2 separate regions of the Mus musculus genome follow, and region 1 is linked to region 2. A link is a loop called in an ENCODE intact Hi-C map of the cell type or tissue named here. Cell type or tissue: left cerebral cortex. All regions are shown on one strand. Each heading gives the region's core, and the rest is flanking DNA. Links, peaks and the distances in the headings are about the cores only. Region 1 overlaps B3galt5 (UDP-Gal:betaGlcNAc beta 1,3-galactosyltransferase, polypeptide 5). Region 2 holds the start of B3galt5 (UDP-Gal:betaGlcNAc beta 1,3-galactosyltransferase, polypeptide 5).

What was found. Peaks named below come from ENCODE experiments on the same cell type or tissue, not always from the same donor. Only the 100,000 strongest peaks of a DNase experiment are listed, where the experiment ranks them.
Region 1: a loop joins it to region 2, with 1.9 times the contacts of the local background. A loop is called at or near these places in 5 of 42 quality-filtered maps.

The regions. Positions count from the first base shown.
Region 1 is chr16:96,319,675-96,335,259 of GRCm38, forward strand. It overlaps B3galt5 (UDP-Gal:betaGlcNAc beta 1,3-galactosyltransferase, polypeptide 5), which reads left to right. Exons shown (of 3, transcript NM_033149.3): 3 at 1-184. Among named protein-coding and RNA genes, the nearest start is that of Gm41510, 25 kb to the right of the region's middle. In left cerebral cortex, for the core only: no CTCF peak of the experiment used is centred there; DNase peaks (open chromatin) are centred at 6,661 and 7,132.
Region 2 is chr16:96,272,783-96,288,367 of GRCm38, forward strand. B3galt5 (UDP-Gal:betaGlcNAc beta 1,3-galactosyltransferase, polypeptide 5) reads left to right here and starts at 8,250. Exons shown (of 3, transcript NM_033149.3): 1 at 8,250-8,296. In left cerebral cortex, for the core only: a CTCF peak has its summit at 8,187; DNase peaks (open chromatin) are centred at 6,345, 8,167 and 8,592; H3K4me3 peaks cover 1,084 bases; H3K27ac peaks cover 771 bases.

The DNA of each region.
Region 1 (15,585 bases), core at 3,127-11,126, 45 kb after region 2:
AGCTGCGGACACTTTGTGGTCAAATTTGATTTCCAAAAGGATTAAAAAATTAAGTGTCACTGAATGGAGTTTGGAATTGTCATTTGCCTGTATGAGGCTCTGATACTGTACTTGGGGAGCGGGTATATGTATTTATGATTTATTAATGATATTTATCTTTAATAAAAATTAAGTTATAAGCAGCATAATGTGTGTGAGTGGTTCTAACTTTCAGCTCCTCTGAAGCTAGTAATACATGTATGGCCTAAATTGTACTATCTTGCTATCTTTCCACTGGCGTTTGTGTCTGGAAAAACAGAAAAACTTTTTTTTTTTTTTTTTTTTTAATTTGGCTTTGATTTTGTATGCTTAGAAAAGTACTGCTGGAGATCCTTGCTTATGTTCAGAAGATACGAGGACTTCTCGATTCTCACATTTTATGGAAACAGAGCCATAAAACTACAGTTTGGAGGACTTTGGGGCAGTCAACATCTGATGGAGCAGTGTGTGTGTGTGTGTGTGTGCTGTTGGTAATTATAAATCCAGACATTAGTAGGCAATTATCCTCTGGAATTATTCTCTCTCGGGTGTAGTTTCCTTTTGTTTGAGCTTAAGAAATTAATATTACGAATTGACTGTGCCTTTGGGGTCTTTGATACTTATCCGTTTCAGAGGAACAGCTTGGATCCCGGGTCTCTGATGTGTCTAAGGTGGATGAATCAGAAGCGTCTCCCTCTGGCGTTAGCGTGACTGCCATGTCTCACGGGGTGCAGCCACTGACTCTCTGCACCCATGCTCCGTGCTGCCTGCCTCCTATGCCAGTCTCAGAAACCAAACAAAAGTTGGAAGCAGCAGGACTGTGCATGGACGTGCAGGATGCCAGCTTCCAAAGGCTCTCTCATCCTTCACCCACCAGCTATGCCTCGCCTCTCTGTGAAGGCTGGCCCAGTCCTGCCTGCATGCCAGTCTTGCTGCCTCTCCAACGAGGCTCCTACCATCATCTCTTATCCATCTACAGCTCCAGGGCCCCCCATGCCCTCTAGAATAGTCCTTCAGTATAAAGATTGCTCTCCCTGTTTGTATTGGCATTTCTCTAGACCTCCTCCTCTCCAGTTCTGTCTTTTGCTTTCTCTCTTAGTGCAAAAACTGTTCCCACCAACAGCCTTCCCTGTGTTATCTGCTCTCAGCTTGTTTCTCTCACCGGGTACATTTTGACCCATCCTGGTGTAGGGACAGCGCCCTCCCTGTGGTAACCACTTCTGGAGTATAGGAGGGGGTGGTGTCCAGACTGCTTCTCCATCTTCTCCCAAGGCATCTTATCCTGTAAGCCTCTGCTTCATGACAGACTCTGGTCTGCGTTGGATTATTAAGAAGCCAGAAGAGGTGCCAGGGACATGGCTCAGTGGATAAAGTGCTTGCCACTCGAGCAAGAGGACCTCACTTTGGATCCCCAGAACCTCTGTAAAGCTGGGTACAGAAGCACATGTCTGTTATCCTAGCCTCTCTACTGTGAGATGGGAGGTGGAGACTCCCAGAAACTGAGGGCCAGTTGGCCCAGTAGACGAGGTAGCCAATGCCTCAAACAAGGTGGAAGGCAAGAGGTGACGCCAGAGGTTGTCCTTTGAGTCCCACACATGTACTGGGACACCTGTGTGCCTCAGGTGACAATAGACAGGGAGGAGCCTCAGACAGGAGCAGCCCATTTCCATATTAACCGGGTGGTGAGTTCCAGAGATCTGTCTCCCAGAGACAACACCAGAACCAAGCAAGACTTTCTACTCATTTCTTTCTGTTTTGAGATTTCAAATACTATACTAAACCATGGTGCCAGAAGTGAGCTGTTAACAGCTAATGCTTTTGTGTGTGTGTGTGTGTGTGTGTGTGTGTGTGTGTGTGTGTGTGTGTGTGTGTGATTTGTTGGTTCTGGAATGTGGAAGAGGAGACCCCATACCTGAGAAATACCCTATTCAGAGTCTTAGAGAGTAGAAACTCTTTGCCAAGGGAAGCATACGTTCTTTCTGAGGGTCACCTACGAGCTTTATGCCTGGAATTCAGATTATGGTTAAATGTGTGTATCTTAAAAGAGGCCTGGCAGGGTTAGATCACATTAACTCTGCAAGCTTGCTTATCACTCATTTTATAGCCTCCTAGAGCTCTCTCCCTCTCTCCTTCCCTCCCTCTACTCCTCCCCCCTCTATCCCTCCTTCCCTCTCTCCCTCTCTTTCCATAACTCTCTTCTTCTCTCCCTTCCTCCATCCCTTCCTCTATTCCTCCTTCTATCCCTCCCTTCTTCTCTTCCCTCCTCACTATATCCCTCCCTCCCTCCCTGCCTCTTTCCCTCTCTCTTTCCCTCTTTCCCTCTCTCCCTGGTGATGGTGATGGGCCCAGAGGGGACCAAGGGTGCATCTGATGCTGGCAGCTGAACTGCAGAATGGAGGGGGTCATGGAAGGCAGCTGAGTCTTTGCACAGGGGGAGGCCTGGAGAGGACACTGATGAAGAAACAGTCTCAGTAACAGTGAAAATCCCAGGACTGTAGGGTTATGGAGAACAGACGAGGCTTGGGCTGTGTGGCAAAGTGGGAGTCCCTGAAGAGAGGCCAGGAAGCCATTTATGAAGGTGCAGCCCGTGGAGACCCTAGGACAATGGAGATGTCAGATGCCCATCAAGTATGGCAGAAGATATGTAGTGGAACTACACACTCGGCTGAGCTTAGAAGGAAGCCACATGTGCAGATGGCAGAGTGAGACAGAGGAGAACCCAGTAGATCCTGGGTTCTCATGATCAAGGAGCCTCAGACACCAGAAGACACTAAGGTATTTATGCTGCTCCATTTGGTTTTGCCTTGGTCCTTCCTTTCTGGAATGAGAAACATGTAACTTAATTGTGTGCATGTGTGCATGTGTGTGTTCTCATGCGTGTGTGTGTGTGTGTGTGTGTGTGTGTGTGTGTGTACAGTTGCCCTCTGAGGTCAGAAGAGCATGGTAAGCTAGAATTATAAGAACTGGTAAAGCTACCTATTATGGGTGTGCTGGGAACTAAACTCAGGTCCTCTGGAAGAGCAGTAATTACTCTTATACTGAGACATTTCTACACACCCCCACCTGAAATTTATTTTATTTTATGTTTGTCTACATACATGTATGTGCACCACACATATACACTGCCTGCAGAAGCTAAGAGACCCCGGATCTCCTAGAACTGGAGTTATAGACAGTGGTTGTGAGCTGCCAAGTGCATGCTGGGGATGAAACCTGGTTCCTCTGCAAGATCAGCCAGTGCTCTTAACCACTGAACCATCTCTCTCATTTCTCTAGCACTGTTTAACTTATGTTTGATTTTACAGGAGCCTGTGATGAGAGACTTTGGACTTTTAAAACCTTTTAAAACAGAGAACTTGGATTTTAAGTGCTGAAAATTTAAACCCCATGAGAGTTTTAAAGTTATACCATTTTATATCATATTACTTACATAAGATCTTGGGGATAATTAAAAAAGAAAGGTTATGAGTGATGTATTTGTGCGTTGACTTGGCAAGGGGTCAATGTGTTGGTTAGTTTTTTTGTCAACTTGGCACAAGTTAGGATCATCTAAGGAGAGGGAACTTCAGTTGAGGAATTAACTCCATCAGCCTGGCCTGTGGGCAAATCCTTAGGGACTTTTCTTAATTAATGATTGATGTGCTCAAGTCCAGCTTACTATGGGCAGGGCAAACCCTGGTCCTGGGTTGTATAAGAAAGCAAACTGACCAAGCTGTGAGGAGCAAGCCAGTGAGCAGTACTCCTCCACAGCCTTTGCTTCAGTCCTTGCGCCCAGTTTCCTGCTCTGACTTCCTTCAGGGATGCAATGTGACCAAGGGTTGGAAGCGGAAACATTCTCTTCAAGTTGCTTCTGGTTGCGTTTATTGCAGCAATGGAAAGGACATGAAGAGTACAAGCAGAGGAAGTGTTTAAGAATGAGAATACGGAGGCCAGGCGTGGTGGCACATGCCTTTAATCCCAGCACTCGGGAGGTAGAGGCAGTGGATTTCTGAGTTTGAGGCCAGCCTGATCTACAAAGGGAGTTCCAGGACAGCCAGGGCTACAGAGAACCCTGTCTTGCACAAAAAAAAAAAAAAAAAAAAAAAAAGAACGAGAATTCCGGCTGGCAGTGTGGCACAGTGGGTAAAGGGGTTTGCCACCTAAGCCTAAGGCCTTGAGTTTGATTCCTGGGACCCATACAATGGAAGGAGAGACGTGATTAACAGATGTCATCCTCTGACTTCCAAATGTGTGCGTCTGCACACACACACACGCACACACACACACACACACACACACACACACACCACATATATACATACACACACACACACCACATCACACCACACACACACACATACACACCACACATACCACACACACTACATACATACACAAACATACTACACATACCACATACATACACAAACATACTACACATACCATAAACAAACATACACACACATTCATACATACATACACATACACACGCATACACAGGACACACAGGATGTATTCTGTGGCACATACATGTGTCTTCACAGCCTCACATATCACACATACAATATTACTAAGTAAAACATTAAAAACAGCTAGAGAACAGAGAAAGAACTTAGAAATCAAGAATATGACAACAGAAAAAAATCTTTATAATCTATTCCCACAAGTAAGAAAGATAAATTGGTCAAGAGAATAGCCTGTTCCTCTCTCTGGGAACCAGATGGGTAGACTGAACATGATTCCTTTCCTCACTGGCCAGACCTTTGTCACATGGTTCATCTAGAATCAAGCACTTTTGGGAGAGGTGTCTAGGCCCTCTGCATTGCTGTAACAGTATACCTGAGGCTGAGATATTTATAAAGAAAAGACTGTATTCTCATAAATGCTGAGAAGCCTCAGGTCAAGGCCCTCTCAGGCTTCCCTTACTTTGTCTTCTGAAGGCTTTGATTTGTTCCTGGCTAATCAATGACCGTTAGCCTGAGATGTCAGGCTCCACAGGACAGAAGTTGGGTCTGGGGTTATCTCTGACTACAGGAGCAGAAGCATCTTTTGGTGCTTTTCCTGGGACGTTCTGGAATGTTCCTTGTTCTCTGGGTTCTACTGACTCTGACCCACTCTGAGCCATTTTGCCGGACTTACATGGATTTCCTGTTCTACCTGATACCACTCTGCTGCTGTGGATCTGTTATGAGTCTAGAGAGACTTGGTTCCTGTAGACTGTAACTGTAAACCTTAACTAGTGTGTACAGAAAGCCTATAGCAAAAGTCGAACTTCATAGGGGAAGGGCAGAATCCCGTCTTTAAGAGGGCCCTGTTTTGGTATTCTGTGCAGCAGTGAACCAGTAGATGAGCTTTTCATTAGAGGGAGGGGCTCACTTAAGAGCCAGAAGTAGACCTGTGGCCTGTGGAGAGGGTAGCTGAGATCTCTGAAATAACCATAGGAACCAGGATGTTTGTGTTAGCCAGAAACACAGGAAACGATGGTTGCCAGAGCTTCCCTTCCCAACTACCAAGATGACTTAGGCAAGGTAAGTGGTTGTCATAAAGCAGGAGCGGATAGGGCATAGACAGGTTCTAATTTGTGGGGCAGATGTGTGTGGAAGCTTGGAGGGGTGGCAGTTAGAGCTGGCAGAAGCTGAACAAGGGGCAGTAGGACCAGTGGCTCCAGATCTCTATCTGTTGTGTATATTAAAAAAAATTGGGTGGGAATTATAATACAGTTGTATCACATCTCCCTTCCTTCTTAATTAAGAATATATTATATAATCAGTAATATGTTTTTTCCTAAAAACATAAAGTAAACCTGCTCAACCCATGTGATAGGATTTGCATGTCTGTTTCTAGTTGGTATTGGAGAACCAGTTGTGTGCTCTTCCTGAGGAAGGCTATTTCCCCCACTCTCAGCATTCTCTAGTTGCCTGTAGCTCTTTGTCTGGGATTGAGGCCTTGTGGGCTTTATTGCCTACAATATGAGGTATTAACTAGTCATGACTATGCTTTATTTGGGCACCTTAAGAACACAACCCAAGGTGTCCACAGGCACCTGGTTTGCACCTTCAGAGACGAATGTTCTTGAATTCAAGCTAAAAAAGAAAAGAGAGAGCAAAACAAACCGAACTACTTCCCACCCCTAGTCTAAATCATGCAATAGCTGGCCACAACTTTCCAGCATAGACAGCCCTGCCCACTCTGAGGACGATCTCTCATGGCACCTCTGGGCAAGCTCTGACCAGTACACAAGAAATGAGACATGTAAAGTTAGCTTGGGCCTGCATTGTCAGAGGTCAGGGTTTCACAGGTTTTCTTACCCCCAAGCCTAAATGAACCTCTCTGACCTCCTATGGCGAGCAGAGGTCATTTTCCCACATCACACTTCTCTTTTCTAGGGCGAGACAGACCCACGGGGCGTGGGAAAGGAGTTCACTGGAGGAATGGGCTCCTGCCACCTTAGCAGGAGCTTGAGGAGGCAGAGCTAACGGATCAGAGGTGAATTGGCAGCCTCCACACTGAAAAGCCATGTGCTTCAGCTGCAAGGGGAGCCAGGGCCTTGGAGGTGCAGGTGCAGGTTCATTGTGGCCGTGGAGCTGTGCGTGTGGCTGAGGCAGTGGGGAGGAAGCTGGGGCTGGAACCCATTGCCAGGTCTCTCTCTGGCTGCTGCTGTTGGTGGTGACCATGGCAACCTGCAGTGAGGGCAGTGCCTGCTCCACTTGTCCTTCCAACTTTGTGTGAGTTCCAGGTTTGCCAACAGTACTTTGGAATCATACAGAGAAAGGGATCACGGGGGAAATCGATCTGATTTGATCAAGTTGTCATCATGGAAACCACCCTAAGCGTTCCTCTGAGAAGGTGTGTAGGGTGTTAGCGATAGCCAAGCAGTCTTACACTCCCATTATCCTCTGAGCTAATGATCCCCACCCCCACCCCCCATGCTGGTGGCCAACCCCCCCTCTCCCTTTGCTGGCGTTTGCCAGCACCAATGAAATGACATATAAGGACTGCTAACAGGAACATGGCTTGCCTTAGCAAAGGATTGAAAATGATGCTTACATTCCGGGGTGGGGGTGGGGGGAGAAAGCAACAGAAATTGTGCACCAATGCAGGAATAACACTCCTGGCTGTGGAGCATGAATCAGCAGTTTTCATGATGTTTTGCTAATTTGAAAGCCTCCCTGGCCGTGCACAGAACAAGCAGAGAGCAGTTGAAGAAAAGCTCAAATCTCAGTTTCACTGGGACTCCTGTTCTTTCTTTGTAGCCTGTGAATATATTTCCATGGCCATGCACAAAAATTTAAAGTTTCTAAAAACTGAAGAAACAAGCCCAAAACAAAAAGACTCTGTTGTGCAATGATTTTGTTGTAGAGTGAGATACCCACTCTACAGCAATCCCCAGTACAGTAATAATTACACCTTCTGACAGTGACTTTAAGCTATCGTAGGGGTTCCCTCCTGCTGAGGCAGGTATGGAATGAGGCAAAACACTTGAGCAATGGGGTCTAGTGTTGTGTTCGGCCAGCAGACCACAACCTGGGTTTTAGCCTGGAAAGGCATTTTGGAAACCTGGAAGAGAAGAGGGGCTAGGTGGCGAGAGAAAGAAATGTAGCCAAGACAGTTATTCTGATCAAAGCTCAAATTTTACTGTTACGGCACTCAGTTATGAAGGAAGGGGGAGGGGACCCGATTCCTGCCGAATAATCCAGTAGAAAGGTGCACGTGTGTGGCTCAGCAGGTTTTAGCAGTGGGCGTGGCAGAACGAATGAGCAGGAAGCTCCACCCCTGAGCAAGCAGGTTTCAGGCTGGGGGAGGGGAGACTACAGTCTAGAACCAGAGAAGTGGGTGCTGCTGAGAGGAGATGCATACACAGGGTCTGTTGGTCGGCTGGAAGCTTTGTCTAGAACCGGACTGGGAGATACTAGGTTTGGCACATGGTTTGTTCTCTCTTGGAGACCCTCCCTTACTGTCATCTAGGTTATAATCCTAGACACCGTGGGTGGTCTTTCATCATGCAGACCCTTGCTGCCTACCCTGTGGGACTCAAACAAGAGGGATTAGAGGCCCCTGCAAGAGATGCCTCATTTCAGACTTGAGGCTAGCTGTAGAGAATGAGTCTGAAGCAGTCGGGCTGAAGAACACTTCCAGAACTGTGGCAGGACTCAGGCCAACACAAGGAGCTATTCTGGAGATGGGACCACCAGTGCCTAGTGAAGACTTTCAAGCTGTGTTAGTTAGCACCTAGCAGAAGCCAGATGACCGTGGATTGCACCCCCTGAAGCTGGAAACCCTCAAAGCAAATCCTTTCTTCCATTGAGGGTGGAGTGTTTAGAGACACTTTAAAATCCCATACCTTTGCATCCACAGTGTAGAAAGAAATATGCATGTGTATATCATCAAGAGCCTTGTGCATGGCTGATGGCTTGTTTGTTTTCAGTGAGCTCAATGGCCCAGGTGGTATTGGGGAGGGGGCACACAGGGTTTATACTGGTAGACGCTAACCAGACTCAGGGTTCCAGGACCTACCTAAGCTAGATTTCCAAAAACAGGGAAGAGAAACACAGAGTCTCAAAAATGTGGTTGTGATCACCTGAGCAGACAGTCAAGACCGGGTCTTAGAAGGACCGACTGCCCTTGTCCCTGCCCTGTCAGGTCTGGGTGTGTGGAGATCGGATGCTAAGGCAGGGTTTTCCTACGTGGTTAACCTGCCACCTTCTCAGATGCTGTCACAGGAGCCTGTGGTGAAGGCACCAGGTCAGCTCCGTCTTGACATATGATGGGAAGAGCAAAGCCAATGGTGGATGGGCTCACAGAAGCCTCCTGTGGTGAGACTCGGAGCCTGTGGTTGCTCTAAGGTTTCCAAGTTAATCAGCATGGGGGGCGGGGAAGTAATGCCAGCTCCAATGAGCCCACTGAGCCTTTGCAAGCTCCAGGGAAATTGGGTTTAGAAGACTGACTGAAAGGTGGGCGTGGCTCCATAGGAAACATCCTATGGTAGCACAAGCTGTCTGCTATACGGCCTTGCTCAGGAGTTAGTCCTGAAGGCTCCTCCTAACGAGCGTCCATATCTACACATGTGATCTCAGAATGCTTTTTTGTACCCTTGGTGGTGATTTCTGAGACCCCCTTGCTGATATGTTAGAGCCTCCAGCTGGACATGGCTTAGATCTCAGAGCACTATGCCTTTGCACCGAAAGTCAGCCATGGTGCGTTTCCTCCACAGGGTCCCTGACACTCATGGAGGCGTGGGTGTGGTTTCAGTGTGATGTTTCCTAGAGTTTGGAACCAGAGTGTCTTACAACCTTATTAGGGACATTTATCAGTATTAAATACAAATATCTCCAGAGATAAAAATGGATAGAAATGAAGCTATACCCCATGGCTTTGGGGAACTATGAAGGTGGGAAAATTATAAAACAAGCAACCTGGAAAGACGGGAGGGTGTGAGGGGTCAGAGGTGTTGGTGGCAGTTTGCCTAAGGGAAACCGAATCCTTCCTGGAGTAAGGATAATGACATGTGGTTGGTGGGCAAACGACCTTCTGACGCTAACCACTCAGTTTACAACCTTAAGTTGACACCTCTGAAAACAAAGTAAGTGATAAAAACGTGTCCAGGAAATAAGGCAACCTACTGTCAATAAGAGGGTTTTTACAGGGTGAATTTAGCATGGAGCACACACATCTCCCTCCATATTATATACCATAATGCATTTGCACAGCATCAATGATTAACAGTGTGTTTCCCCCTTCCTGCCTCATGACTACACAGAGGAGTTCCCTATGGTCTCAGTACTGGGTGTGATTTCCCACGAGCCCTTCCTTCCTCTCCCCAGATTTTCCTCCTTGATGCCTGCTGACCAGCTAGGAGCTGTGCTGTGGCAGAACGTGCTGCTGGCTGGCTGCCTAATGACGCCCAACTACTGTGGATTCCCTGCCATTAGTTCAGGGATGAATCCTTACCTATGACTTGAGTCAGCAGACAACTGATAGCCCGTGTCTGTCTTCTTCTCCACCGAGGTGACATTGGGGACCGTGGATCCTCACCTGAGGCATAGCCCATTTACTGTCAGAGTTACATAGGGAAAACGAGCCCAGCTGTGTCAGCCAACTGCTGCAATGCCAGGCCTCATTTTCAGTGCTCTCAAAAAAAAAAAAAAAAAAAGTCCCAGCTTGAGCGGAACATTGCTTGTTTTCCAGGTCTTAAAACATATCTAAGGAGTCATCTGCTAAGGTTTCTGGAGATGATTAGTGCTGAGATTGGGCTGTGGAACCCTCTTAAAGGCTTTGAGTATGTGTAATTTTTCGATGCGTAAAGATGTGCTCTTAGAGTTATAGGCGTATATGAGTTTTCTTATATAAGTAAATTTTAAGGAGTAATTACTTTAACCCAAATGTTACCCATGCGCTGAGCCTCTGTGCTGTGAGACCCACAGAGAATGCCAACAGCAGCCTGCCCCTCTCCTCCCCTTTCCCAGCTGGGGCCCTGCCTGCTGCTGCTGTTGGTATTCACATGACAGGCACAACCACCTCACCCAACATGGAGTTTGTTCTAAGAAGTATGCTGCCAGGAGATCTTTCCACGATGGGGTGGTTGGCCTCTTTATGCAACCTCTTTTTCCAGTTGGGAAATGTGGCTAACACTGGATATATTACATGTTACAGAATGATAAGGCATTATATGTTATGGCATGATAAAGTATAGCTTTTTTAAAAATTTTACTTTTTTCATTTACTTTACATCCTGCTCACTGCTCCCACTCCTGGTCTCTCCCTCCCACAATCCTTCCCCCCTCCCTTTCTCCTCTGAGAGGATGGAACCCCCATCCCCGACTCCCCTAGGCGTATGAAGTCTCTGTGGGGCTAGGTGCATCCTCTCCCACTGAGGCCAAACAAGGCAGCCCAGCTTGAAGAACATATCCTACATACAGGCAACAGCTTTTGGGATAGCCCCTGCTCCAGTTGTTCAGGACCCACTTGAAGACCAAGCTGTATATATGTGTGGCAGGCCTAGGTCCAGCTCGTGTATGCTCTTTGGCTGATGGTTCCTGTCTCCGAGAGCCCCAAAAGTCTAGGTGAGTTGATTCTGTTGGTCTTCCTGTGGAGTTCATATTCCATTTGGGGCCCACAATCTTTCCCCCAACTCTTCCATAAGTTTCCAAAAGCCCCATCCACTCTTTGGCTGTGGGTGTCTGCATCTGTCTGCATCAGCTGCTGGGTGGAGCCTAGTTGGTCCAGCGTGGTTGCTAAAGGGGCATTATGCCACGGTTTCTGCCCCAGGAGCATTACCAGGGTGCTGATCTCCACGTGTGCTGACGGTTGCCGTTGCCCTGAAGCTGGTGTGCAGTCTCTTGTTTTACTTTCAATCTCTCTTTCTGGGGAATATACTTCCTTCATTAATCAGAGCTAATCACTCCATAATAAATGAAGCAGATGCAGTTCTCAGGAATGAGGGACGGAGGTGGTCATGAGGCTGTGGAGGATGAGGAATAGGCCTTCTGCTTGGCCTTTAGGGGCCATGGGTTCGGGCTCTCTGGTTAGAGGAAGGAACAAGAATGAGAAGAAAGGAGAAGATGGAGGAATGATGAGAATCCTCAGGTAAAGAGAGAGCACCTGAACTGACAGCTCGCATCCACTGCTGACTCCAAGTCATTATCGAAGCAGAGCTGCTCCTATTCCTCACACTGAGGCTGGACCTCTAGCAAAGCCTCTCAGAGAACAGCCACGCTAGACTCCTCACTGCAAGCACAGCTGAGTATCATTAATAGTGTCACGGATTGGTGCTTGCCCATGGGATGGGCCCCTTTACCCACTGAACCCTCTCGCCAGCTCCCATGTGTGTTTATACAATGGGCAGTATGTTAGGTTTGTGAGCTTTGTGGTGTGTCTCGATGCTGTTGTGGTGTCTTTGGGCAATAATATTCATTACAGTCTTACTGGGGTAGGCTTGTATGCAGTCTGTCGTTGACTGAAATGTCATTTCATGATACAGGTGGTGTTTCTGGATAAGATACATTAATTATTACACCAGCATCTTGGCTGTTCTTCCTTAGTATTCTACTTCTGGGCGGTCTGAGGTGCTACCCTGTTCATTATTTTTGCTTCCGGTGAAAGACCCAGAGCGAACAACTCAAGGGAGGAAAGATCCAGTTTAGTTCATTCCTTTCCTTTATTAGTGCTGAATACTATTCCATTGTCTGCAGTTTTAAAAAATTCATTCATCTATTGAGGGGTCATCCAGTCTATGCCAGTTTTTACAGTAAGTAGAGTTGTTATAAATACACATGCCTTTGTGTCGGATGAGTTTAAATCCTTTGGGTCAGTGCTAAAGAGCATGGCAGATGGAGAAACTGTAAAGGAAGAATGCACTAGCTCTGTGAGTAGCCTGCAGATTGCCTTCCAAAGTGGCCAGGCTGTCCACCTTCCCACCAGTTGCAGAAGAGTAGCTGTGTTGCTCCAAAGAGTAGCCAGTGCTTGGTGGTGTCAGTATTCCGAATTATGCTGTTCTATTATTTGTTGGACTTTACTTCCACTGACAAAATTAATGTGTGCTAAACTATCCTCAAACTGACATTTGCTGCATGATTTTTTTAAATCTATTCTTATACATGAGAAAAGTAAAATATATAGGAATCTCAAAGTATGTGTCGTGTGTTGATAGTTATGAGGGGACTCAGGACACACAACTGATGATCAGCACCTCGCCTTGCTTCGACGTTATATGGCTTAGGACTATGCTTACAAGCAGGATGGCTAAGTTTGTCTGGTGTTCTGATTAGCTTCATTGCATGGTTAACATGAAGACAGTCTGTTCTCCTCTGGATCTGCCAAAACGAGCCCTCTCCACTGTTGATGGACAGAGCAGCGGTTTATGTCTATGTGCTGTGGACACTCCTTGTTGTGTTTTCCATGACTTATCTCTTTCAAAAATTTACTAAAATTCTCTTATGCAATATATTCTGATCAGATTATTTTTTTCTCCTCTGACGTTTCCTAAATCCTCCCTACCTCCTTACCTCTCCAATGTTATTCTCTCTCTCTCCTCTTTGTGTGTCTTATTCTCAAACAAACACACACACCAAAGAACAAGCAGAAAACCCAGTAAATTTGACTAACCAACCAAAACATCATGGTGTCCATTTTGTTTTGGTGAACTACACTTGAGCATTGAGCCCTCCCTGTTGTATGATTGATATGTCCAGTGATGCTCCATTGGAGACAACTGCTTTTCCCTTCTTTGGTGGTGTCATTTTGTCTTGTTTGAACTCGTGCAGGCCTTGTGTGTACTGTCAGTCTCTTGAATTGTAAGTGCATGAGCCCTAATGTGTCCGGAAGACATTGTTTCCTTAGTGTGACTAGTTTCTTTGCACATGTATTCCTCCTAGGACAGAGATGCTGGGAGAGACACATTTCCAATATTAATATAAAAATATCGGCTTGTTTCCAGATGGGTTATACTGATTCAGGTGCAAAAGAGAGTTTGAAAGACCTCACTATTTAAAAAAACTCACTTCACCTGGTATTATCAAGCTATTCAGGGTCTACCAGCATGGCAGATATTTAATAATGCCCATGAGATGGGAGATTCTGAAATGGGGCTGACAGTATACTGGCTTGAGAATTTAGGTCTTTGGATATAATGACTACTTTGTATGTAGAGTGAATATGAATCACTAGGAGGATGAGCTACAGCAAATTGAACACAAATTCCCCAAAGACGCCTGTAGCCACCCACAGCAGCCAGTGGTCCATCCAGACAATGGGGGTAAGGGAAAGCTTTTCTAGATCTGTGTAGACACAATCACCTTTGATGAGCGCTTTGTGCCTGTGCTCAGAATACCATTTTGAGACTTCTCTCTCTGTCTGTGTATAACATATTTTATTATTTTTTTTCTGTCGCTAAATAGCGCTACATGGTACGAAAATATCCAAATGTGTTAATTCGTCTTCCACGGTGTGGACATTCAAATCTTTTCTAGTTTAAACTGTTGTAAATAAAAACTGCTCTGACTCAGGTCCATGTCCTGTGTGGGTTGATAAATATTTATGTTTCAGAAAATGGAACCACACAGGGGCAAGTTCTCCACTTTAGGCTGTCTTTAGATTGGACTCATGTGCAAAGATTATGGACCTTAAGACTAAATGAGTATAACCCTTATAATATATAATTGGTGCCTTTGTAAACATTTTTGAAGTACCCACAAAGCTCTCATTCATATGGCTTGGAGCAGTACTATATTAGCCTGAATTGTATTGTGAGGTAAGAGGAAACCAACTTTCTGCTTTCTGGGTACATAGGAGGGCAATGTGTTTGTCTAAGATGTTTCTAGGCAAAAGTCCTGTGGCATTTATTTGAGTCATTCTTTACACATCAGTATAATTTGCCACAGGCTCTAATGCCTTCAGCATCCTCCCTCAGATCTTGGTCAACCACTAAATCACTTAACAGACGTTTTCCCCAGAGTATTGCAGAAGTTATGAGCTAAACACAGAGACACAACAAATTCCAAGCTAATGTGAGGCCAATGAATGAAGCTGTAACCTTATGTGAGTGGAATTCAGAGCCTAAGTAGCTAAGCCCTTGAGGAACAGCAAGTCTCTAAGATGCTAAGCAAGCTGATGGGACCAGGGAGATGGGATCCGAGGCTCATGCTCAGAGTCACCAAAAGTTCCTTCTAGCAGCCCTGAGTGACAGGCTCCTTCCAATCACATCTGTCTGGGAGGAGACTTTTAAGATGAACTTCACAAAAGGGAAGAGTGCCAGCTGAGCCTGGTGCTCAGACTTAACTACCTGGGAATGAATCTCAAGGAAGGGATAACTTAAATCTCCCCTTCCAGATAAGCAGAGCGAAACCTGCATGCTTTACAACCTGCACCAAAGAAAGAGAAGGAAGGCTGTAGCTTTCTTGCTAGGACTTTGAGGGAGTTCAAAGGTGAGGAAAGAGGCAGGACGATGCCTGTCCCTGATGGACCTTCTGACATCCCTGCAGTAGAGCTTCTGGTCTTCAAAAGCCCTTTATCTAGAGAAGCTGAGTGGTAAGATCTTCCTGAAGAGTGATTTTTGCAAGAGTTCTGCCTGTGTTTTTTCGGTCATTGAGCCCAAGGGGTATGCTGTGGTCAGCTTTCAGGACTCTGCAAATCAACTATGCATATCTTTTCCATCTCTGTGGGGCCTGAAATCAACAGAAGGGGCCCAACTTGATATTCAACTTGGGCCCCTTCACTCCTAAGTGACATTCGGCAGGTCTCCTGATGTTTCTGGGCCTTGAACGTCTCGTCTGTAGTATAAAGGATACAGTAAAGACTCTGCTGTGTTCTAAAGCCACCAACGGAAGCAAATGGCTGCAATATGCATGAAATTCTAGGGAACAGTAGAAACTTTACTAGTATTGACCAGCGTGGTATTGGGGTGGCAAGAAGAGGGGCTGTCAGTGTGATCTGAAGTGGCAATTTTAAATCATAAGATCATATTAACTGTGTTATTAGCCACCTATCTTCATATCTGTGACTGTGGTACAATCCTGACCAAAAGGGACTTAGGGAAGTGTCTTAGTTAGGGTTTTATTTCTGTGAAGAGACATCACAACCATGGAAACTCTTTTT
Region 2 (15,585 bases), core at 4,607-12,606:
AAAAATGCACTTACATGCATTTTCCAAATGGCCCTTGATTAGCTCTTTTTCCTACATTTTACTTGTCAAGACCAACCACCAAAAATAGTCTCCCCACAACTGTGTTCTTTGTATTCACCCAGTTGCATTTTTAATTTATTCATGGTGCACACAGCCACTACAAGGACACCAGCCTGGCAGAGTAAGAGGAGAGAACACAGAGGGATGGGCTCTCTGTCTTGGCACTTCTTCCTGCCCCTTCTCCCAAGGGGCTGCTCACTCAGTGACAAGCGAGCTGAGCGCTAACTCGTGGAAGCCTTGCACTTGGAGGTAAGGAGAGGCCACAGGCTCAGCCACCGGTGGGTCTCAGTTTCAGATGTAAATAATACATCCTGCTGACTCTGGGCTGTGGGTTCTCAGGCTGCGCAGATGCCTGTAAACGGTGCTTTGAAAGCTGCAGCTTTCTGGCATGTGACTGCGGATCTTCAGGCGCTCATTTTGCTTTTTTATTCGTTAAAATTTTTATTAGTGTATATTGATTTCACAAAGTGATGTTTTGTGACCTCTTCACTGCGGTATCTCATGTTCTTTACTGCTGCCGGCCTTCATTGTTCACCCCAGCTTTTGTAGATGCGTCATCTCAGCCTTTGCAGAGAGCCCACAAGAAACCTCTTGTCAGGCCTCTTCCTGTGATCTACCACGTGGACTAGCCACAGAGAACTGAAGGAGACAGTGGCGGCAGGAGATGCCTGGGACACTAGGGTGACAAGCTGTCTGGGCTTCCTCTTCCTGTGGCTTCCTTTCTGCATTTTGCACAGGGATCCCACTGACCATTGTGGAAAGTCCTCTGATGCAGATCGGTGGGAGAGACGGAAGATGCTATCTCTGTTGTCTGCTGACTGGAGGTCTCTTTAGCTAGTTTTGATCCAAGTTCACACACATTATGTGAGCACAAGAGCTTCTAACCCTTAAACAGAGAACAGTGGATGGATCTTACTAAGTTCTCTAGCACCCACCAGTTATCCTGTGCTGAGCTGTCCCCGTGTGAGAATCCTGGTTCTGTACTGGAAAAGCTGCTGGCTCCATGCTGTTCTTCTTCGAGCTCCTCTGTGTTCCTGAGGAAGAAAGACTATCATGTAAGTGTACATATGAACATATGCATGTGTGCATGCATGTGCATGTGTGTGAATGTGTACATGTGTGTGTGCATGTGCGAGCATGCATATGTGCAAGCACACATGTGCTGCTGCTTATGTCTTGGCAACCCTACCCACAGTGGTGGTGTCACACCCCTTCATTACCATGTTCAATGCTTTTTTTGTTTTTTTTGTTTTTGTTTTTGTATGTGTGAGTTCTGGGGTTCAGATTCATGTACTTATCCTTAAAAGTAGATCAATGTATGAAGCTAACAAAGAATTGGTACACTTCAGACAAGTGTCCCTTAGTGCAAATGGTGCAGGTCTCATCTGTCTCCCAGCTGTTTGCAGAATCACCAAACACCTCCTTATCTTTCTGAACTTGATTTTCATCGTCACCAGCTCATCTGGTGCCAGCAGGTAGCTTTTTTTTTTCTGACAAGAGTGACATGTGGCTCTGAAGAAAGAGTTTCTGGAGAGGGTGGCAGATGTTCTAGGAGAGGCTGAGAGGAGGGTTCTAATGTGACAGGGCAGCTTCGCAGATGTGAAGGCTGTTGCATTTTCAGAGGAACAGCTCGTTACTGTGGAATGAGGCTTCTTCCTGACTCTTTCCTAGTTGTTCCAGCTATCGGCTCTTCAATTCCACTTCTAGATGGTTCTATAGAAAGCCCAGGGTATGCATGGATTTGAATGACAGCTAGAACTAAGTCTCAATTCTCCAAACTGCTGTTCTCTGGATGTGTATGTTTCACTGCTAGTGTCAGAAAGACAGCTCTCAGTGTGTGTATGTGTGCGCATGTGCTAGGTGCATGCTTACATGTGTGTGGGTTTGCCAGCTCATCTGTGCTCATGTTTATGGAGGGCAGGGGGAGGATGATGCTGGATACCTTCCTCAGTTATTTCCCACCTTACTTTGTGAGAGGTTTTTCAGTGAACCTGGAGCAGTAAGGCTGACCAGGCAGCCAATGAGCCTGTAGGGATCTGTTTGTCTTTGGCTCCCCAGTGCCACGGCAGCCAGCTTTTTACATGAACGCTGAGGAGCTGAACCTGGGACTTCATGCTTGCATAGCAAGTATTTTACTCACTGAACCATGTCCCCTGTCCTGCTCCACATTGCTTTAAAGAATCAGGGTTTCCATCTTCTCCTCTAAAGCAGTGTAGGAAAGACCAATGAGAAGTGCCTTTGTTGGCTTGTACTCAGGGAGAGAGACGTTTTACCATCCTCTGTTCCCAAATCACCACTGATGGCATCATCTTCGCATTGAGCAATGTTCCTAGCAAAAGACCCTTTGTTATAAAAGCAAAATAAAATGAGCCCTGGGATGGCAAATGAAGCCGATTGTGTTCCGTGCTCACTGCATTCTGGGCTCTGTGCTAAGTTCTACCCATCACTCTCTTGTAAGTGCATTTGGTATTCCACTGTTTGCTCTATCCATGGACCCCTTGTCTGAGTGCTCACATTGTACTTTTTGTTCCTGTTCTTGTAATAAAAATACCCTGACAAAAACAACTCAATGGAGAGAGGCTTCATTTGGCTCACAGTTCCAAGTTATAGTTTGTCATCATGGGAAATCAAAGTTTCAGGAACTCGAGGCAGGAGGTCACATCATATCCACAATGAAGAGCAGGGAGCAACAGATTCATGTGTACATATTTAGCTTCTGTTGTCCACTGTTTAAAAATTACAGTGTGTGTATGTGTGTGTGTGTGTGTTTATGTGTGTGTGTTGGTCACATGTGGCACAGTACATGTATGTGTGTGGCTGTCAAAGGACATTTGGGAAGTATCTCCTTCCACATAGCTCCAGTTTAGACAAGCACCTTTAACAGCAGCCATGCCATCTTGTAGGCTCCTCCTTCGTTCTCATACAGTTCAGAAACTTGTGCCTAGGGAATGCTGCCACCCACAGTGGTCGAGTCTTCTCGCCTCAGTCAACATAGTCAAGATAATCCTCAGCAGATATGCAATGAGTCAACCTGACCCAGACAATTTCTCCTGACACTCTCTTTCCAGGTAACTCTGTGTCAAGTTGACTATTTATACTAACCATCCCACGGGTATTGCACTATGACAGCAGCTGGAGAAACAACATTAGTAAGATAGTGACAGTTCTTGTCCATAGATTGACACCTGGTAGCAAAGGCAGAAATGAAACCAAACAAATGTTACATGTTAGCAAAGTCAAGTGCAAGGCCCCCAGGAGACTCCCAGCTTTCCACTGCATGGTCCTTCCATAGTCCTTGCAGTGACCTGGAGCTGGTACCTGACATTTAGATGAAGAAACTGAAGGGTAGAACCAACCTCCAGACTGGGGAAGATTACAAAGGTTGGCTAAATTCTTCATGTTCCAACCAATGTAGCCTCTCTCTGGCTTGGAACCACTATCCTAAGATTCCAGATGAATTTTAGATGTGAAAATCTTTGACTTATCTTAGGGTTCCTATCCAGAACCAGCTGGATATGTTGGCCTGAACAGCCTCAGGCCAAGGGTGGTGTTCTGTATAGATAGCTAGCCCACTGGCTATAAGTAAACGGTATGGTGGTTCTCTTTAATTGTCAACTTGACACAATGTAGAATCACCTGGGAAGAGAGTCTCAGTGAGGGATTTTCCAGAGCAGGTTGGTTCATGGTTGTGTCTGTTGGGGGTGGGAAGACCTTCTACTGTGTGTGGCGCTGCTCCTTGAGTAGGGGATGCTGGCTGGTGCAATGGTGAAAGGTCCTTCTGAGCACTAGCATGTGTGTAAAGTCACTGTCCTCTGCTGGGGATTGAAGATGTGAAGGGACTAACTGTGCTGGTGAGGCAAGAAGTTAGGAAGCAGAACGAGTTTAGCTGTTGTCACCAGGCAACAAGCTGTCAGCTCAGCAGCTGATACCTGGAAAGCCACTGGGAGCCCTATCTCGCCTGCCTGGGAGGGGCTAACTCCTGGCCTCATGACACCTGGACTGCCTGGTAGTGATGGGCTAACCTGGAACTGTGGGGACCAGGAAACCCATCCTTTCTGGCTTGGTTTAGTCAGAATGTTTTGTCACAGCAACAGGAAATCAAACTAGGACACTCAGTGTCCCTGGACTTCATGCGTGCCATAAAACAGTATCATTCTGGAATAATCTCAAATAATATATGAGATTGCAAACTGTAAAGTGGGTGAATATGCTCCCCCATGTGAGTTAGCCTCTGACTAACTATAGAAACTAGTTATAAGGAGGTAGAGTTGATCTGAGTTGTGGTTTCAGAAGTCAACGTTGGCTGGATCCTCTGCTTGGTCTGAAGTGAGGCAGAGCATCATGGCAGCAGGAGTTGTATTTAGAGACTGCTCACTTCATGGCAGTCAGAACTGAGAGCAATGACCAGAGAAAGGTCTGGTGAGATGGCTCAGTAGGTAAGGTGCACACACAAGCATGAGGGCTGAGTTTAGAGCCTCCTGACTCAGCCAGGGTGGGGTTAATTGTTTGTAATTGTGCTGTAGGGGTGGAGACAGGAGGATTTTGAACTTGTTGACCAGCTAGTCTAGCCAAAATGGTGAGCTTCTGGTTGAATGAGAAACCTACTGTCTGAAAAAATAAGGTAGAGAGAGGCTGAGAAAAGACACTGAACCTCTGGCATATGCATGGATGCCAGATGCACATGTACACAAATGTGTGTAACACACACATACCAAACACACACACTACACAAACACACACACATACCACACACACAAACCCATATACCACACACAAACACACACACATATACCACACACATATTATACACACACACACACACACACACACACACACACACACACACGCGCAAACACATACACATATACCACATACACATACAAGCACACGTACACAAACACACACATATACCACACACACAAACACACACATATACCACACACAGACACACAGGCAGACAGACAGACAGATACACATACCACACACAAACATACCATATACACATATACCACCCCCTCTTTCCAGGACATACTCCCTCCATCCTTCCACATCTCTCAGTGCCATCAAGTGACAAGTGACTAAAACTGTTTATGAGGTCAGAGTCCCTGGGATCCAATTGCTTCTCCAACAGGTCTTTAGGGCATGAGTCTCTGGGAGGGAACGACAGTCTGCATCCACAACACCATTCAGTCCTACTGGCTGCAGGACTGGAAGGTTCTGCATTTCAGAGGTAACCAAAGACCTCCAAATATAGCCTTCCTCCATTAACCTGATCCTCGGTTTCTCCAGTGTAGGATGGAGAATAAATTGGTTGCAGCTCAGAGTACTTTGTGTGAGTGCTGGGTGCTAGGTGTCATGGACAGGGAGGCCATCCAGAGTATGTTTGTGTGTGTGTGGTATATGTGTGTGTATGTCTGTCGTATGTGTGTTGCTTATGTGTGTGTGGTATATGTGTGTGTTTGTGTGTATGGTATATGTGTATATTTGTGTATGTGTGTCATATGTGCGTGTGTGTGTGTGTGTGTGTGTGTGTGGTATGTGTGTATGGTATATGTGTATATTTGTGTATGTGTGTCATATGTGCGTGTGTGTGTGTGTGTGTGTGTGTGTGGTATGTGCGTGTCACACACATTGACCTTCCAGAGGGTGGACTCCATCACCTGGGCATTGAGGACCCACCTGCTTACAAGAATGATACTTGTCTGCATATATGATATGACTGGCCTCAGCCTTGCCTCTCCGTTACAACAGGTGACAGTTTACCAATGTGGGTCAAAGGGAGGGTAGGAACCCTTTTCCACTCTGCCACCAGACTAAAGGTCCCTGGCCAGGTCAGGAAAGATCAGCCTATCTGTGGAGGAGCGCTAACACACATAGGCAGGGTGTCCCTTGGTGGAACAGGAATGCAGGGCTTCGGGATAGTGACCTCCTGTCCATGACACCTAGCATCCAGCATTCACACCAGGCACTCTGAGCTGCAGCCAATTTATCCTCCGACTCTGTCTCAATGACCCTTCTCCTGTTCCACTGCATAGCTGTGTTTAATGGTTCAGAAAACTGCTGTGGGCCTGAGAAGCCTCCCCTGCAGAGTCATTGTAATTAGGATAATGGCTTCCCTGGGAGAACCATTTTCTAGGCCTCACAGAACCTCTGATGGGTCTCTGGGACTTTCAGCCACACGCTGCCCCTGCCCAGGTTCTTGGCTCAGAAGCCAGGAATATCTTGCTGGCAGTTGCTTGAGGCTCTCTGAAAAGAGTGAGAGGCAGGCAAGCGATACTTCCTCTGTGTCCCAGGACCAAGCCCAGGTCAGCAATGAAAGAAAGTATTGTCCGTTCTTTTCAGCTGTCACCACTTTCGCCAACCCCGGCTGGCACACCACAGACACCATCCACTCCTCATCTCGTTAAATTGCTCCAAACAGTATTGCTTGCTCATTTTCCACATGCTAGGCTGGGGCTTTAACTATGATGTGGTGGTGTTCCCCAGCGTCTCCTCTGGCACAGAAGACAGAGACCAAAGAAGCAAGTGTCCACTGAACTGCCAAGCAGTAACGTGGAACAAGTTAAAAAGAGGCTATAGGAGTCAGATCTGTTCCTTTAACAAAATGCCCAAGCAAGCGACTCTATAAGGCTGTTTGTAGGTCCCTGGGTCCTGACCTTTCTACTAGAGTAGGTTCTCAACTGGAGACAGTTTTGCTCTCCAGGAGGCATTTGCCCATCCAGAGACACCACTTACCATTTTGTAAGTAAACACAGAAACAAATGGAATACCCCTGCATCTGGTTGCATCCCTCACTTGTTTGAGACCAAGGTCACCTTGGCTGAGAAACTATGGGATAGGTAGGGATGGGATTGCTCAGAGGTCAGGTAGAGCCAGGAGGGAGAGGCAGATGTGGAGGGTAGTGGCCTTAGCCCTGAACCTGGAAGGAAGATTCAGCCCCCAGGCTGCAGGGGCCTCTGTACATCTTAGTTCTGCTTCTACATCAGTCCCTGGTTACCCTAGGAGACTGAGCTTCTTCATGAAGCCCTGCACAGAGTAGCAGCGTGGGAGTTTAATAATCACGGGTGTTGGCAGTGTATCACTTAAAGCCTTTCCTCTCCCGCAGTCCCCACAATCCATAGACCCTGCCCACCTTCTCTGAAAGGAGTCTATATCATTAGGGCCACGGATTCCAGTCGTTCTAATGTTTGCTCCACATTCCTAGCCCAGGAACGCATTTTTGTAAAAACAACAGCGTGCTAAACTGTAGGCAAACGAGAACCTTCATTGTTCTGAGAACATGGAAGACACGACCTTAAGGAAAATAAGCGACCTTCGCTTGCTTGGGATGAGAGCTGTGCATCTTCGGAGCTTCTCAAAGATTGTACTGTGCAGCTAGGGCTGAGGACCACTGAATTACAGCAGTATTCAACTGGTAAAAAACTGTGCAGTCTTGCACATATGGGCGCATAAATATATGGACATGTTTCAGGCCAGAGAAAGGTCTGGTGTCTTCTGCTATTCCAGCTAGTCTCTTTCCCTCGGTTCTACCAACGCATCCTTTCCCACTTGGTCTGTGTCAGAGAGCGGTACCCAGCACCAGCCTCTTAACTTTCCTGTGCCTCAATTTCCAAACCTGCAACACGGGAAAATGAATTGTACCCTTGTCACTGCCCAAGTAAATAGGATGCAGGCACATTCCCATGAGGTTCTTTGACCTTGCACAAACCTTTCTTATGAGAATTCTCGCCCTGCCTCACCCCCACCCCTGGAGCGTCGTGGTCTTTCGGTGGTCACTGGGTGTGGGAAATGCAGGACCCTGCGGTTTGGCCTGCACCGCCAGTAAATTCAAAGTTAACTTCAAGACTGTCCCCTGGGAGGGCTAGAGCGCACAGCCCGCAGCGGCCCTAGAGGAGCTGAGGATCTGCGCAAATGCTGGTGCCAGGGAAGATGCTCTGGCCAGCGCACTCGGGAGGCGGGACCTTGGCAGCCGGTTCCTGCTGCTTCTCCATAACGCAGCAGCTCGCTGCTCTGTGGTCCAGGGACCCAGGCTCTGACTAACCGGCCGCTGCTGCGCTGCGGGACTCAAGTGCACCTCCTCCCGCCGCCGCGCACCTATCACAGTCCCTAAGCGCATTGCCGCGCGCTCCTCCCACTTGCAAATGCCAGTCCAGCTTGCGGCTGCCCTGGCCTGGACAGAGCCTTCGGGCCGCCTGCGTCCCCTGCCCTGTCCCTTCTCAGCTCCAGCAGGACGACGGTAAGGAATTGCTGCGGGAGGCGGGGGCGCGGGGCGCAGGCACTAGAAACAGCAGGGCAGGCTGGCATCCATGTGTTCTTCCTGTAAAATTAAGGCAGAGATATCACGGAGCTTGATGAGAGCTTGGATTCACTGACAGAGACTTGTATATATACCACACCGAAGGAAGTTGTGCTTCTGGGTGGGTAGCAGCGCACATATAAATGAGGGTTACACATCGATGGACACAGCACAGGATTCAAAAGAATAGCTCGAGCTAGAGAAAATAACATCAATCAAGTCAAATTCTAAAGCCAACTCCGAAGCATCCTGCTGCAGCAGCTCCTGCAGTGTGTGGGCCCAGGGCTGAGAACAAGAAAGAAAAAAGCCTTCTTCTCAGCCAGGGGTGACAGTCAGGGATGACAGCCAGGGGCTGACTTCCTGGGGTGTTCTTCTGTTCATGGGAGTGCCTTGGGCTTGATAATCAACATTTTCTTTGGTGGTGAGTTGTGGGTAGGGGTTAGATGCACTATGATATGTGTGTGTGTGTGTGTGTGTGTGTGTGTGTGTGTGTGTAGGTTTTAATGCGCTGGGGTCTGGGGAAAGGTTTTGCTCCAGTCAGTGTTGGGCTTTTATCCATTTTATAAATGTAGGAAATTCTTAGTTCATGGCTGAGTTATATGCATGTTTATTAAGCTCATTTGTGTATAATGAAAATTTTCAGTTAAATTATAGCTTTGGGCAAGGAATATAGCTTTAGTGATACAGTTGCCTCTGGACATGTGGGAGGCCCCAGCTCAATCTTCAGAACTGAACAAAACAAAACAAAACTGTCTGTGTTTAATTTGTCCGTCAGCCATCCATCCAGTCTTGTATATGCTCCGTCTAACTGTTCCATCTCTTCAGTGTCTTTTCTTTAAAACAAACCAACCAACCCACCCAGTTTGAGTAATGTGAGCATTTGGCTTCAAAGAGATCATGTCAGGATTGACTGTTTTCTGTCACCTTCGGTTTTTGTCTAATTAAAAACTAAAGTCTGATTTTTGAGGGAGAAGCTCAGGACAAGGTTGATGACACTGAGAAGTGACCCTGAGGAGCAGGTCCTACAAAGGAAGGACCAAAGGGGTCCTTCCCCCCGCCCAGCTTGACCCAGACAGTTGTTCCTTTCTGAATGTCCCTCTGAACAGATGGCCCTTTCTTGTTGGTTTTGGGCAGGCGCTCTGAATAAACCTGGGCATCTCTGAGTCATGAGATGGGTGAGATGTCCCAGCATGATGGTAAGTCTCCTTTCAGCAGGGTCTCCTTCCGTTTCACTCTCTGGTCTCAGGAGGTAGGCAGGGCAGGTTCAGAGGATCCTAGAAGGGCCTCCAGAGAGCAGTCTCTGTTTCTCTGGGCTTGGTCTTGGCCTTTGGTTCTGAGCTCAGAAACTTGCCATCCGTTTGGTGTGCTGTTTAACTGGGCCTCTGATCCCATTTCTCCTGGGTTTTCTGTCAGGACTAGATCCTGGTCCAGAACATTCACCCACAGTTCCAGTGTCCTGGAGCAGCCGCTTGCTGCAGGGCATCCTCTGTCCCTAGATGAGTCAGTTAAGATGTGACCCTTGCTTGGTCCTGACAGAACAAACATGTCTTCTCACCTGACTATGAATATCAGCCGTCAGGAGTTCACTGCATTGGCTCCACCCTGGGTTGGGTGAGCTGAGTGTGGGCTTGCGTGCGTGCGTGTGTGTTCACGCTGGGGTGGGGTTGTAGGAGAGGAAGGTAGAGGTGAGAGTTGAGGAGTGGCCTCCGGTACACGCAGTTGACTTTTCTCCTGCACACAGTTGGTCCTTCTCCTTTCCAAATTTCAGTCTACGCTCTGGCTAGGCTTGGGTATTTCACTCCATCAGGCTTTGTGGCTGTCTCCAGTGGGTTTACACAACACTTTTCTTGGCCTCTGGGAAGGGAACTGTCTGAGCCAAGCTACAAAGCAAAAGAGTGGGTGAGACAGGTGATAGAGATTCTGGGGAGGCAACATGGCTCTCAGTTTAAAACCAGGATCAGGAATAATGTGATCAGATTGAACCCCGAAACAACTGATGACCAGCTGTCCTGCCAGGTGCACAGCTTTCAAAGATTAAACCCTGGACACTGAAAACCACAGCCTTTGGGCGCTAGCTATTACATTAGCTCATTTTCCCAACTGTCCAGCTAACGGAGGGTGGGGTGGTAATGTTCTAGACCACTTCTCTCTGGTCTAGATGCCATGTTGACAAAAATGACCCAGGCTTCTTATAATTTTAGCAGAGTAATAAAAACACACCTGTGCAAATTAGGGAGGGAAAGAGGAAGCACCATGACTCCCGGAAATCTGCCCCACTCTCATGACAAACTCTGATGCCAGCATGCATGCCACACCCCTTATAGCTGTCTGAGTAAGTGACCATCTAGAGTGCACATCAGCTCTGGGACAGGATAAGGCTGCTGTGGGGTACTGAAATTTCCTGCTGGCTTCCAGAACTGGTTAGTCATTTGTAAACCATACCTGCAGATTCAGCTACGGGTGAGAAAACTAAAGAGCTTTTGAGGAAATTGTATAAAGTAAGGACATGACCACTCGGAGGTACGGTTGGAGGGAAGGTTCTTGTGTAGATGTGAGGGGGAGTACAGCCTGAGGCCTCTGGAAGCATCCGGAGCAGGGAGAGAAAGCAGTAGACTAAACATGACCAGTAGACTGAACTGGGCCATGAGAGGAGAGAGGTGGGGGGAGGGTGAGTGAGAGAGGAAGAGAGGGGGAGAGAGGAAGAAAAACAAAAGGAGAGAAGAGGCCTGTCGGGCTATAGGGGAATGGGAAGCTGGGGAAGGGAAGCCTATGAGCTGAAGAAGCTTAGGGTAGCAGCTCGGGTTAGAAGAGCTGAGTAGTCAGGTAGCCTGGAAGCCAGCATGTGCTTTGGTAGGCTCATAGGCATCCCAAATAGCCATTTGTTTGTTTTGGCATTTTGTTTGAGAAAAACAAAAAAAACAAAAACAAACCAAAAACCTTTGAGTTAAAAACCAAGATCAAGGGTTTAAAGATACCAACCAGACTTTTAAAAAATTGCTTTTATTTATTTATTTATGTATGTATGTATGTATGTATGTATTTATTTATTTATTTTTACAATCCAATCGTTACCCCCTCCTGGTGGTCCACCCTCCCACAGTTCCACCTCCCATTCCTAACCCCACCCCCCATCTCCAAGAGGATGTGGAGGGGGGAGGGGCTCCCCTGTCAGGCTTCCCCACTCCCTGGGGACCCAAGTCTCTCTAGGGTTAGACACATTTTCTTTCACTGAGAACAGACCAGGCAGTCCTCTGCTATATATGTGTTGGGGGTGGGGTGCTTGTACCAGCTGATGTGTGCTGCCTGGTTGTGGCTCTGTGTCTGAGAGATCTCGAGGGTCCAGGTTAGTTGAGACTGCTGGTCTTCCTACAGGGTTGACCTCCTCCTTAGCTTCTTCCAGCCTTTCCCTGAGTCAACCACAGGGGTCCCCGACTTCAGTCTATTGGTTGGGCATATCAGTCGTTTGCTTTCAACTAGACTTTTAATATCTGATTTTAAACACTATGCCATATCCCCAATAGGAGCTAGAAGTCATTTGGGACCAAATAGTGTTAAAAATGTAGTTGATCATTCCATATACTCACAGAGAAACCCAGGAGCTTTAACCCTGTACTTTGGTTCTCTCCATTGACGCCATAGACCAAGTGGTTCTCAACCGCCCTAATGCTTCAACCCTTTAATACAGTTCCTCATGTGGTGGTGAGCCCCAAGCATAACATTGTTTTCATTGGTACATTTTGCTACTGTTACGAATCACAGTGTAAACATTTGATACGCAGAATATCTGATATGCAACCCCCTTAAAAGGCTCACTCAACCCCCAAAGAGGTCAAGACCCACAGGTTAAGAGCCACTGCCATAGATACTGATAATATTACTTCTCTGAGTGCATGTGAGGACTAGATTGTCCCATCTTTCCCTGGGCCTCTAGTGACAGTGACTATTGAAGCCATCATTTACCTACCATTCTCAAAGCTCTGCTGAATTTTGCTTGAGTATGGAAAGAATAAAAAGCTTCTCAAATAATAAAGTAATTGACTTTTCAGGGTCATTGTCAGGTGGTATGACACAGATATTTTGGGGCATGGTAGAATGACTAAAATAGTGGACAGACTTTGGGGTTCAGTGGTGAATGAGCAGAATTGGGGTTTGTACTCTCTACCATTAGCTTTTGATTCTGTGTCCAAACTTCCTTTCTAGGATCACTGTCCAAGGCTGTCTATAGTCTTTCTTTCGAGACCTCATTTCTTTGTTCCCTGAGGGTGTTTTAATTACCATACGTTAGCTCTGCAAGTCCTCTTTTAATCTCCTGGGTCTCTCGTCATTTCCTATGCCCACTGTGTTTTGCCATCTGAGTGCTGGGTGTCTCTGGGGAGCAGTACATTTATTGGGCTCACCTTTGATCCACTTCTGTGAGTTCATTCTTCCAGGTTATCTGTGCTGCCGCTCTTGTTTAACAAAGGACAGGCTACCTCGTTGGCTGTCTCTGTAGGTAAAAGTTAAGTTGACCATTCGTTATTGCCTTCCAATTATGTGGGTCTTAATTTGACTACTTCTCAGAGTTTTAGTCGAGTCCTGAGAATCATAATCTGCTTCTTGTCTCAGGCTGTGAAAAAAGGGGACGAGGGAGCATCAGGCTGCGTGGATAATAATCATGACCCGCAGGTTGCTTTTTCTGGAATTTTACTAAAACGAGTTTTCAAGGCCAGGGAGGGATCATGTTTATTTTTCTTAAAATGGTAAGAATTTTAAGAAATATTTCAGGCATATAGAGAAGTCAGAGAGCAGAAGACAAGCTGTGTGTGTGTGTGTGTGTGTAAGTGTGCTTGTGTGTGAGCTTGCTCATGTGTGAGCATGCTTGTGTGTGAGTGTGCTCTTGTCACATGGGTGGCACCTGCTTGTTACTTATGAGGTAAGACTGTATGTAAAAGTGAGCTGGGTGGAAGGCATTGGCCTTCAGGTCTCTTCGAACTTTTTGCGTTTTCTCACTGGCTTCTTCCCCACCCTGTGTTGTGTGTGAGTTCATAACTCTACATGTGAATCTGCATCTCACATTGCCACCATCATGCTTTTGAAGGTCACTGATGTTCAGGCACAGTGCTAATTTTTTGTACTCTCATTGCTACTGCTGGATCTTTAGATGTTATTTTACATTTTCGTATCAAACATAGTTGTAGGCATTCCTGGTCAGTTGTCTCTTGCACATCTGTTTAATTTTTTGTAGATTAAGGATCCATTTATATTAGCATAACTGACTTCTGGGGCATGTTCATCTCCTTTGGTCCTAGATCTGGAAGGATGCTATTTGGGGGATGGTGGTGCACTAAATCTCACTCTCACCAACCACATGGTTCAGTAACTCAGTGCCTGGTTCCCCTCAGCTTCACCAACATGTAGGATGGTTAGATCTTTGCATTTGTACTAATAGAAAGATTAGGAACTCAGTCTCACTGTGTTCAGTGCATTGACCTGATTCTAGCACAGCTGGTTATGTTTCCATTTACATATAAGTGTCTTGTTTATTTACCTATGTAATTATCCTCTGTCGATTGATCTATCTCCATCTTCTAACTGTCTCTGTGTTTATCATCCATATTTTCTTGTCTATCATCTGTCCATCTACCATCTATGATTGATCACTTGTCTATTTTCTATTTATAACATATGCCGTGAATCTATTACTTAATGTCTATCTGCTGTATCAGTTAACCATCAATCAGTGTGTAATCTATCATCTATTCATCTATCATCTATCAGGCATCTGTCACCTATATATGTCATTAATCTATCACCTACTATTTATAATCTATGTAATTTACCTATCTTCTATTGTATATCGTTTTGGTATATCTATTGTCTGTCATCTGTCTTCTAGTTATAACCATCTACTATTTCTCCATTAACTACCATATACCTATTGATAATCTATCATTTACTATCTCTCATCGCTTGTCTATCCCTGTGTCTATCATCTATCAATCATCTATTACTTATCATCTATTTATGTATCTCTCATCTATTATCTATTTATCATCTATAGACCATCAATCATTATCACCCACCTATAATCTATCATTAACTATCATCTATCTATCTATCTATCTATCTATCAATCATGTCATCATTATCTATCATCTATCATGTATTTTTCTATCATCTATTTATCACCTATCATCATTATCTATCAACTTGTCATTTATCTATCTGTGTATCATCTATCTACTATCTATCTATCTATCTATCTATCTATCTATCTATCATTTATATATGTATCATCTATTTTCTGCTATCTTTTAATCTATCTTCATCATCATCAATCTATCTATCTATGTCTCTTTTTAACTGTGACCAAATACCCAATAAGACAGAAGCAAGTTGAGAGGAAGAACTGAGATCACAGAATAGAAAGTAGAGTCCATTTCAGAGGGGTAGCAGAACCAACTGCTTTCTGTGTCAGCAGAAACATGAGGTGAGTAGTTAAATCACACAAACCAGGGAGTATAAAGCTTAGGCAAGAAGGAGGCCAGGCTACAATTCTTAAAGGCTTGCAGCCACCTTCTCCAGACATGCTTCCACACCAAAGGGCCCATTGTCTCCCCAAACAGGGTCAGAAGCTGAGGACCAAGCATTTTATCCTCAAAAGTCCATGAGGGACATTTCACGTTCAAAGTAAGGAAGTCTGTCTGTCTGCCTACTGCTTGGGATTCTTCTGTGAGTGACCTGTTTGTATCTTTTGTATATATTTTTATTTTGGATGTCTCTTCTTATTGGTTTCAGAAGCTCATTAGAGCCTTTGTTTACACTGGGAACACTTCTTTCTGGTCTGGGGCTTGTACTGTCATATTTTGTCTAGCCCCACTTTTTAGTTTTTACTTTAATCAAATTTGTCAAGTCTTTGTCTGTGGTTTGTGCTCTGTCTTCAGAGTGTCTTTCCAGGCTATTTTTGAAGACAGTCACATTATTTTCCTTATAAAAGTTGTAAAGTTGAAAAGGTTTTAAAGTTTGGGCAACTTTTCCTACATGAGAAAACCATTTGGGTTTTAACGTGCCTCGAGTTTGGTTTGAATCATTTGTTAGGTCAGGTGTGGCTATTCTGTGAGAATAGCCAGTGGCCTCAGGTGTGACTGTTTTCCTAGTGATGGGCTGCCACCTCATTATAAATGTGCAAATCTGTTTCCAACGTGTTTATTCTCTTTTTATTGATTACCTTGGTTATGTAAGACATAAAC